Linked DNA regions of Homo sapiens: region 2 is linked to region 1. A link is a loop called in an ENCODE intact Hi-C map of the cell type or tissue named here. Cell type or tissue: mammary epithelial cell. All regions are shown on one strand. Links, peaks and the distances in the headings refer to the core of each region. The heading gives the core; the rest is flanking DNA.

Evidence for each region. Hi-C counts contacts between places; a loop is a spot of excess contacts. Peaks named below come from ENCODE experiments on the same cell type or tissue, not always from the same donor. Only the 100,000 strongest peaks of a DNase experiment are listed, where the experiment ranks them.
Region 2: a loop joins it to region 1, with 3 times the contacts of the local background. A loop is called at or near these places in 3 of 110 quality-filtered maps.

What each region holds. Positions count from the first base shown.
Region 1 is chr2:39,930,186-39,935,578 of GRCh38, reverse strand. All of the region lies in intron 2 of SLC8A1-AS1 (SLC8A1 antisense RNA 1), which reads right to left. Among named protein-coding and RNA genes, the nearest start is that of SLC8A1-AS1, 15 kb to the right of the region's middle. In mammary epithelial cell, for the core only: no CTCF peak of the experiment used is centred there; no DNase peak of the experiment used is centred there.
Region 2 is chr2:40,092,508-40,097,900 of GRCh38, reverse strand. It overlaps SLC8A1 (solute carrier family 8 member A1), which reads left to right. Exons shown (of 11, transcript NM_021097.5): 11 at 1-631. The region is part of intron 2 of SLC8A1-AS1 (SLC8A1 antisense RNA 1); the gene reads right to left. Among named protein-coding and RNA genes, the nearest start is that of SLC8A1-AS1, 180 kb to the right of the region's middle. RefSeq lists an enhancer at 1,198-1,492. In mammary epithelial cell, for the core only: no CTCF peak of the experiment used is centred there; a DNase peak (open chromatin) is centred at 2,710; H3K27ac peaks cover 839 bases.

The DNA of each region.
Region 1 (5,393 bases), core at 278-5,277:
ATACACATCACAAATAGCTCAAAAACTATTGAGTGAACACACCTGTATAATTCCCATTTAGAAAGGAAGAGAGAACATGAGATCTTAGCACTCTATTCATGCCATCTCCTAGTTATTAAAATTTCTAAGATAAATACTTGCCCCTCACAGCCATTACTCTCCTCCCCAAAATAACCATTCCAGTGACTTTTAACACCATCATTACGTTTGCTTGCTTTTGTACTTTATATATGGAATAATGAAGCATGTACTCTCCTGTGCATGGAGGCTTTTACTTAACATGTTTGCAAGATTCATCCATGTTGTGTGTAGCTGTAGTCTATTCTCTTATTAGCATATAGTATTTCATTGTATGACTATGCTGCTCTTTACCTACTTGTGTTTCTTTCCAGTTTTGTTCTATTTATTTCCAGTTGTGTTCTATTACAAATAGTATTACTAAAAATACCCTTATGTCTTTTGGTGAACATAAGGTACTCATTTCCTGTTGGGTATATAACTAAGAGTAGACTAACTGGGTGAGAGGGTATGCACACCTTAACCTTTAGCAAGTGTAGCAGCTTTCCAAAGGCGGTGTACTAAGTTACACTTCCACCAACAGTGTATGACAGTTCCAGTTACCCTGTATCTTTGCAGACATCTGGTATTGTCTTTTTTCATTTTAGCCATTCTGGTTATTGTGATTTAATATAATTTCCATGATAACTAATGAGTTCAAGTACCTTTTAAAAAATGTATTAGTTATTTAGATATTCATTTTTATCAGTGCCTGATCAAGTCTTAGTTGCCCATTTTTCTATTCACATGTTTTTTTCTTTTGACTTGTGGGAGCTTTCTATGTGTTGTGAATACTAGTACCTGCAGGTAGTGCAAATTTTTTCTATGGTTGGCCTTATTAGTCGATTAATGGCATCTGTTGATAAAGAAATTTTTAACTTTATAACCGAGTCCATGAATCAAATTTTTTCTTTATGGCTAGGTTTGTGTTCTGCAAGAAGCATAGCAATTGACAGGCTGCTTCTGGTATAAAATTGCCCCTACTTTAGCATCTGTTGATATGAAAGTCACTCAGAATAGTCAGTACTTTTACCATCTGTATGACTTTAATTTATTAGATTTTCCCTGAACATTTTGACTGTTCTCAAAACCCAGCCTGGAAATTGCCTTGACCTTCCATTTATCCATATACTACTGATCTACTATTTATCTTTATGTCTTCCCTTAAATATATTATAAGACTTATTGGCATGAGCTTAAGAAATTCTGTCCTGAAAGATCCCCAATGCAACAAGGATCTCTTGGAGAAAAAAAACTCTTCATAATTACATAGCAATCAATTTGCTAGATGAAAACAAAGTAAGTATTCTGATTAATTGCATTGCCTTATAAAGGAAAAATGATTAGTCTTAGACTGTTAGGGTTGTTAAACCCCAGAGACTAATTAGAGCAATCTGAAGCCTCACAACAAAGAATGCACTATTATTATACTTTTACAGATAGAAGTCAAAGCACAACTGTAAGAAATAAGATATGTGAAAGTCCATAAAGCAGTGCCTGTCACATAATAAACAGTCAATAAATCTTAGCTATTGTTGTTATTACAAGTTCTTTATATTGCAGTTGTGCAAACTGAAATCCAGAGAAATAAAATACCTTGTCTCCACTCACATGGATTTCTGGTTGCAGAATTAAAACTAAACCCTCCATAGTCATATTCTCATCCAAGGGATCCTTTCTACTAAACTACAGTCTCTCAGAATTCCTCATCTATAACAATTCTAGAAGGTATTTACAGGAAACATCAATTCATAAATTTAATAACCAATAGAACTCAAGACGTATTTTCATCACTTTATAAATACTATGCTTCTAATGATTTGATCTTTGTTATTGAAACATTCTTCCTGTTTTTAATTAAGAAAATCTTTCAGTAAGTATGAATGTATCTTCTCCACCTAAATAGGTGTTGTATTTCTGTTCATTTTTGTTGGATAATAAACGGTCTTAAAATTTACTTAAAATAATCACTTATTTTTCTCATGAATCTACAGTCACCAATTTAGGCTGTGTTTACATGAGTGGCTCTTCTGATCTCAGCTGGGCTCACTCACATATTTGTGAGCTTGGATATTTTAATTGAAAAATCATATCAGCTATGTAACTCTGCTTCTGGGAGTTGAATGGATAACAGCTGGGTGATAGAATACTTGGGCCATGCATCTCCCACCATCCCCTAGGCAGTCCAGATTTATTTATACAGTACGATCATGAGGTTCCAAGAAAGCAAACAGAGCCTAGCTCAGACACAGTAAAACATTTTTTTGTTGTTGTTTGCTGTATTCCACAGGTCAAAGCAAGTCACAGGTCTAGCCTCACGTATTGAGGAAATAGACTTCACCCCTTGATGGAGGATACTGCAAAATCACACTACAAAAATGTTGGATATAGGGAAGAAAAAAATAATTGTGGCCATTTTTCAAATATACTGCAATGAGTATGCATAAGAGCCAGGTAAACATGTTAACTTTATCCTTACTTGGATTGGAGTCTTAGTAAAAGAAAGCTTTTCCTGTACTCAAAAATGAGGGTTTATATTTTTCTCCCATCAGATGAGCAAATATTTTAAAGTTATAATAGACAGGGTTCAAAATGGAAAAAAATAAGCAGTCTCACATGCTGATATGCATATGCATCAGGAATTCATGTTGAAGTTATTACAAACAAATAATCATGTATTTCACAAAGATGGAGCTCTATGGCTATTTCATAAAGCATCATTTTTAACAGTGAAAAACTGGGAAAATCAGTGTCCAAAAATAACTGGTTAAATACATTATGTTATCACATAATGGAATACTACATATTGAAATGAAGATGTAGAAGAATATTAAATGGTGTACGAAGGTAGTCATGACATATTAAGGTTAAAAAAAGATTACATACTATGTTATTTATTTGCATGTTTTGGTATAACTATTTTCTAAAGATATCACAATTAGTCATTTTGTTTTTTAATTAGAGGGATCAACATTATTTGACGATAAATTTGTCATTCCTTTTACATGCTGCAAGTGTAACAAAAAGCCCCATCCCAGGTGTATCTTCAATTATACAGTGTTATCACAGAAGAATTTACGAATCACTACCGACTATATGGCATTGTTTAAATTTGAAACTCTGGTGACTCATGACTAGGTATGCCAGTCATTTGCTGTTTTAATACTTCAATAATTAGTAAAAGCAGTAGAGTTTGTTTGGAATAGAAACTAGGAATTTTTGTTGATAGGTCCAGCTTTGCCATGTTTTAGTTGAATGGCTCAGAGATAATTACCATTTCTTTTTCATTTCATTTTCCTACCTGTCAAGTGAGGATATGTCTGAATTCAAACTCCTTGAGAGAAAAACCTACCGTGTATAATTCAACTTTGTGTCCTCAACTTCCTTACCTCCTCAATAGCTTACCTGTCTACTTCATAGAAGTACATCAGAGAATATTGACAAGCATACCATCACTCTGCAAGCAAGGTTTCCATAGGGAGGGAACATGAATCAGATACTTCTTACATGCCAAGTCAGATTCTCTTATATTCACCCATCCCCAGGGCTTTTACCATCAGTGGCTACCAACTCTGTGGGAAGTCTGACCAACTTCATATGAGCACAACCCAATAGGATCTCACCATACACCCATATCACAACTCTGATGTATAGCCTCTCTTCCCCAGAAGCAAAGGAGTCTTTGTGAATTTCCCAAAAACCTTGCCCAATGCCCATGATTAAGGCAAGGAGTAGCCCTACAGTGAACAATGGGCAGATTTTCCCATAATCCTTTTCTTCATAAATCTTTCTGTTCTGATGGTGCTGACCCCATCACTCCAAGGATGAGCATGAGATCAGGCCTGCCCCATCAGAGGCTCCGTTCATCCTATTGCTATGGTTTGAATGTTTCCCTTCCAAATTTATGGTGAAACAATCCCCACTGTGATGTTATTAGGCAGTGGTGCCTTTAGCAGGTGATTAGACCACAAGGGCTCCCCCTCATGTATGAATTAGTGCCTTATAGAAGGGCTTAAGGGAATTAGCTTAGGCCCCTTTTTGTCCTCTGCCATATGAGAATGCCACCATGAGAAGATGCTGCCACTGATAAAGCAGGCCTCACCGGACACCAAATCTGCTGGTGCTTGATCTTGGACTTCTCAGCCTCCAGAACTGTAAGAATACATTTGTGTTGCTATAAATTACCCAATCTGTGGTATTTTGTTAGAGAGGCACAAGTGAACTAAGAAACCTACATACCATGATTGCTTCAGGGATTGGTCTCTGATTGGAGCCAAGCCAATCTTGGAATCTTTATACCAGTGCTTTAAGAAAAAAATGCTTTCTTTCTGCTGGGGCACTGAAGCTGGAAAAATGTCAGTCTTGAGCCTCTTAGTGTCCAATAACTAAGCCAACAGAACAAAAGTAGAGCTTAGAGGTGAAAACAGATTTTCACCTCTACCATGCAACTTAGTTGGGACTAGCAAGAGATAAGCATTCAACTTCTAGGAAGAGTCAGGGTTTTTTTGTTGTTTTTCTTTTATGACCACAGCATGAGATGATGTGTTGGCACCTTCATTAGTTGAGATTTGAGGGTAGTAAAAAGGCCATTCAAGCAAGCGTGAGCGTAACAGACTAATAGGTAGGGTTTGCTTCAGATACGACTGGCTCTGGGGGTCCAAATAATATAATCATAACTGTCTATTTTCAGCTGAGCACTGCTTTTTTTTCCTCCTTCTTCCTGCAGGCTTATTGGGCAGATTCTATGCGGAGAGCAGCCGTGGTCTTGACGCTGTGTGTGGTGGTTATACTGACTGTAGTCCCTGGCAGTTGCAGCAGGCATCAAGCAGAGAGAAATGTGATGAGGCAGCTCTGGAGAGGGGGAGCCACAGGTGCACCCCTGCATTGGGAAGATACCATCAACTGCAGCAAAGAGAATAGATGCACCACACACTCCTGGATTTGCTGGGGAATTTAAGAAAAATGCAGTCAGAAATCAAAGGTGGAGTTCTAGGGGTCCTCCTGGAAAGAAGCTAGGGAGAGAACTTCTTCTGATTGGCATTTTTTTCCTCTGTAGCTCTACTTTTGTCCTGCTAAAAGCAGGAATCAGATCAGATGTTAAGCTGATGACATTTGACAGTCACAACGCAATACTTACTACCACATAACATTCCCCTACTACACCATTTAAATTTCTCACTCTCACCCAGAATATTCACAGATGAGTCATGAGAAGTGATAAATAAAAAATACTATTTTTTAAGTCAAACGTAAGTATCAAACTGTAAAGACCCACCATGTATAAAATTTAGTTTTGCAATTAAAACTCCCAATGTTTATCTCATAACATCCATTAT
Region 2 (5,393 bases), core at 155-5,154, 160 kb before region 1:
CGTAATCATGTAAGCCCACAGAAGAATAAATTCCTGAGGTTATGTACAACCAACTCTCAGAATTCAGACTTCCTGCAGCTGCCATATCACCAATAAATGAGAATTGTGAAAAACAATTTTTAAAGAATTGAGTTTATGATCACTGTGCATTTTGTTAATGAATGATTTCAGAGTTTTATTTTTACCAGAAATGCTCTCAGCCAGTAAACACAACTGCTGATTTCAACCATACTATCATTTCAATGGTTTCTATATTCTTGATCTAACTACCAAAAACTGGAAGCTTGTTGCAAGGTGTGTCCTAACAAACATACAATAAATGACTCTTCCTGCATGCTGCCTGAGATATGTTGTAATTTGAAATGTCTTATCAAAAAATTATACATGTTATAACCCAAAGTTGAACTGGCAATATTTTTCATGTGTAAAATTGATGGTATGTTAATATCAAAAGCAGAAGCATTGTTTGTCATACATGTATGTTATATGTGATGTTTAATCGTGTTAAACTGTAATCTGTGAAGTTTTCATTGCCTGAACTAGTCAATTCTGTATAAATCATTGTCTTAATTGTTTTCCTAATCTTACCATATTTCCTAACACTGAAATATAAATGTTTGTCAATTAGCCATTCATATTGTATTGATCTTTATAAACTTTAGTGTGACTCCATTAAACTAACCTAAACAAAGGAAAATCAAAGCTTTCCCTGTCATAGGCTCAGGGACATTTTACTTACAGCCAAAATCATTTATTCATTGAATCAACAAGTATTTATTGAGTATCTACTGTGAATCAGGCTCTATACCAAATTTTGGGAGAATGCTTAAGAACGAGAGAAATCCAAACCCTATATTCCCCAGTGAGAATTTTTGAACTCTACCTAAAGTATTCTTCTGTAACTTCCACTGAGTTAAGAAATTATTTTGTTTCTCCTATGTTATAACAAAGATTAAAGTTATCCACAAAAGAGTCTTAAATTAAAATATGGCACATTCAGTCCAGGGAAATGCCACTATCACTCACCAAAGCATTGAGTCTCAAAGTCCAGCTTTAAAATAAGTTAAAATAAAACTCGATTTAAGAGATTTGACCGTAACTCTGGAAATAACACTTCAAAGTCCCTCTCTTGAAAACTGCACATTGTGTCTATTTCAAATCATTATTCTAAGGTTCTTTGCTGCACATAAAATGCAGCACCAGACCACACTTTTTCAAATGGTGCCCCAGGAGGTGATCAAGGATATCTGTAAAAGAAGAGGAAAATGGCTGAAAGGATAAATATGTATCCACAGAATACCATAGAGGGAAGAGGGAAAAACATCCAGGATGTTTTCTCAATGACTCATATACTTACATGTGCCAAACCTGTTATCACTGTTTAAAAGTGCTTGTGCACACACACACTCACAGCCAGACTCACATCTCCAAGCACATTTCCATTTCTCTTATTCAAGGAGATGCCCCCATTGTCTTTCAAGGTGAATTGTGGCCATAACAAAGATAAATGAGTCTCAGATTCATACAAGTCAAAAGCAGATGACCAGCACCTGGAAATACTAAAGCCCTGAGCTCCAAGGCAATTCGATAATTTGAAAGAAGCATGAAACCTTGTAGTTTCTGCCATTATGGTACTCGGGGTAATGAGATTGAAAAGTGGTCTATGCCTTGATCTTGGTATTTTAAGTTAATTTTTGCAGCACTTAAATATTCCTCTGAACCTATTGAAAGCTATTGTAACTTGCCATTCTTACAAGTATTCATTAATTCATTCACTGTAAATATTTGCTAAACATTGAAGGTGAGATTACATCTATCCATACAACCATATGTGTGCAAGACAGAACAGTGTACATCAATGCTGGTTAATAAAATCAGAAAACTCTGGATTTAAATTCTAGCTTTGTCAGTCTACCTGGGTAGTCTACCTGGGTAGCTCTTTCACCATTCTGAACCTCAATTTCCCTGTTTGTAAAATAAGACTGATAGTACCTGCTCTTTCGTGTTGTTGAAAGCATGGAATACAACAATTAACATTTGCTAAGTGTTTGATACAGTGCCTGATATTCATAAGGTACTCAATAAATGTTAGTCGGTGTTTATGTCCTATATGGTATATATGTCCCTTATGCCAGTGACAAAGACTCTCTACTTGACCAAACTTGAGTCAGGCCCCTCTGAGCCCTCTTCTCTCTACCAGGCCTTGAACTTGGGCTCCTTGTCAACTTAGCCTAGTTTTAGCAAGAATCCTTCTGGGTCAGTTTAGCAAAAATCTCCCATTCTTGATAGCTAATCAAATTCTTCATTCCCCACCTTTTCTATCTTATCACCCTGGCCTTTATTCAGCAAGAATACAGTTGAGTCAGTCTAGCAAGAATCCCCGTATAGACTTGCTGTTTCCTCTTAATAATTTTCTATCCACTGATCCCCACTCTCCTCCTTGGTGATAAATTTCCACTTGTCCTTTCTCTATTCAGAGTTGAGCTGAGTATCTTCTCCCTACTGCAAAATCCCACTGCAGTCAGTAATCTCCTTGTTGAATAAAATCTTCATACTGTCTTTAAGCAAATGTCTTTAGCAAACGAATAAATTTTTCGTTAACACCAGCACCATCTTTCATGCTGAAAGATGAAAAGACCAGATAAGCTGAGTTCTAACTCTCTTCATTACAGTCACTTCAGCCAACATTTATTGAATCCTTGCCAACAAACAGGCAATGACTAAGCCCTTTACTTGGGTTAGATCCTCGATCCTAATAAAACCCTTCTAAAAGAAGTATAATTTCTACTTCATTTTACATGTAAGAACTTGAATCTTAGAGAACTTAAGTACTTGCCAAAAATCACACTAAGAGGCAGAACCAGAGTTTGAATTCAAGTCTATCTGACTCCAAAGCTCAAGCTTATAATCATTTTGCAATTCTGTCTTCATAAAACTTGAAAACATCTGCTCGGTTTAAGTAAACTCCCAAAGTGACATGAAGTGATAAAATGATAGCAAATATCCTCCAATAGACACAACCTAGACAATCACAATGTACACCAGGTCAGTCAAAAAAATTCCATCTAGATTTGATGTACCACTCCACAGTAACAATCACCCTATATATCATCATAGAACTTATTATTTGTGATAATAGATTATGCAGAATATCATATCAGTAGAGAGACTTTAAATAGTATCCCCCAGTTCAAGGAAAGCACTCCAAAAAGTGTTTCATGCTTCATCAAGTCACCTTGGAAACAGTTCATCCAACGTCACTTTCAATATTTTCAGATAACCATGGAGAATGGATATATTTATTTCTTGCTGTTTTGGTCTGTCTCATCTATAGACATCTGATTTGGGAACAAAAATAAATCTGATTTCACTCACAAATTTACAATATAATTCTTTTCTTTTAACAAAGCAAGTTACAAGATTATCCAGAACAACAGCAACAACAAAAAGGACGTTGGCTGTGGTAGATAATCTAAGAGTGGCAACAATTACCAGTCCAAAAATGGGATTGAGCACACAAGGAATTTTCTCTTATTCCAAATGACCATTCTGTTTTAAGATTTCCCATGACATTAGCTATGTTGCAGCACTATTTTTATCATCTGTCAACAGCGGTGATTCTCCAATCATGCCTAGTCTCCATGCTTAATGGCTACAGGAAAAGATAATACAATAAAATTGAGAGATTCCCAGTAAATTCTTGATTTTTATTTAGATACTAATAATGAACATATTTAAATGTAGGCTCCCAGGATCCAACAACTTTACATGCTTATTCATGTGGAACCATAAGGAGCTCTTCCTAGAATCTATGCCCAGCCATTCAGTGGCAGGTGAAACTTCATTTCAAGAAATAATGGTGAACACACTGCAAATATACAACTAGTAAAATTTTACATTTGACCACTGGTACCTAAGCCAGATCCTTTTTAAGTGACTGACTCCATATCTCATCTGACTGAAAATATAATGCAACTAAATATTTTCAGAAACTGAGATGATAAATCTGTAGCATGTGAAGGTAACCTAAATGGTCCCAGGCATGTTTTATCTTTGTGAGCCATATATAACATTGGCTTTCATTACCAAGGATCTTATATTGTAGGAATATCTTTATTATCTGATAGCAATGCCACATTACTAAATAGGCTACATGCAAAAAAAATGCCCTTTAGGTTCTTTTTCTTACTACGTGTCACTAAAAACAAGGTTCAATGTAATAAGAGCTCATCAACAGAAAACAGAAAAATACAGCAAAAGGTCAAGCCTTTATCAAACAGCTGCAACTGTCTGACAGCTCTGCTGATTTTACTTGGTGAGAAAAAAGTGTTAACAACCTTCTTTGGTTACCATGAGAACTAGAAGACAAACAATCAAGCAAGTTTCTAAGAGAGAGAGAGAAAAAAAAAAAGCATGTGACCGTCTGTTTTAAAACTCTAGCCAACAAATTCCAAGTGTATATAAGCCCCAGCCCAAAAGAAGCCAGGACCTAAAGACGCAAATGAAAAAATCTTGTTCTTAATTAATGAGGGCACTCTGTTTGGGTACAATGTGAAAAGAAATTAGGCAAAAATCATGCTTCCTGCGGTTAGTGATTACAGAAAATCGGTACGTTTGTGAATGAGGCTACCACATGCTTCATTCCTTACACTTTGGTGGGGGTTCCACTAAGCCAGGGTTCCATAAGTTCCAGAAGAATGAACTCAAAATTCCTAACTCATCTCCTGTGGACAAACCAGAACGTAGACATTTCTCACAAACATCCTTTCCCAAAGGTTTTTCAATTCAATAAGAGCAGATTACCAGAGTGCCTGTGTCTTTCTGAAGATGATTTAAAGCCAAGTACAGACATTGGTTCTGTTCATCAAGAAACTCACCAGCATCAAAATGATTTTTTAAAAACTACACACACACAACATGGCTAATAAGAACAAAGACAATATGAGGGCCTTCTAGAATTGATGAAGGATGCAACAGAACAAAACCATAGGCAAAATGTCAGACCCTTTCAGGTCAGTTGACCAGGGCTCTCCATTTTACTGGAGACAAACGAAACCTGGGATACAGAAACTTTTTTTTTTTAAGTTCAGGGGTATGTGTGCAAGTTTAAGTTCAGGTAAACTTGTATCATGGGGGTTTGTTGTACAAAATATTTCATCACCCAAATATTAAACCTAATACTCATTTGTTATTTTTCCTGATTCTCTCTCTCCTCCCACCCTCCAGCCTCTGAAAGGGTCCAGTGCGTGTTGTTCCCCTCTATGTGACCATGTGTCCTCATCATTTAACTCTCACTTATAAATGAGAATATGCAGTGTTTTTCTGTTCCTGTGTTAGTTTGCTAAGGATAATGGCCTCCAGCTCCATCCATGTTCCTGCAACATGTTTTATAG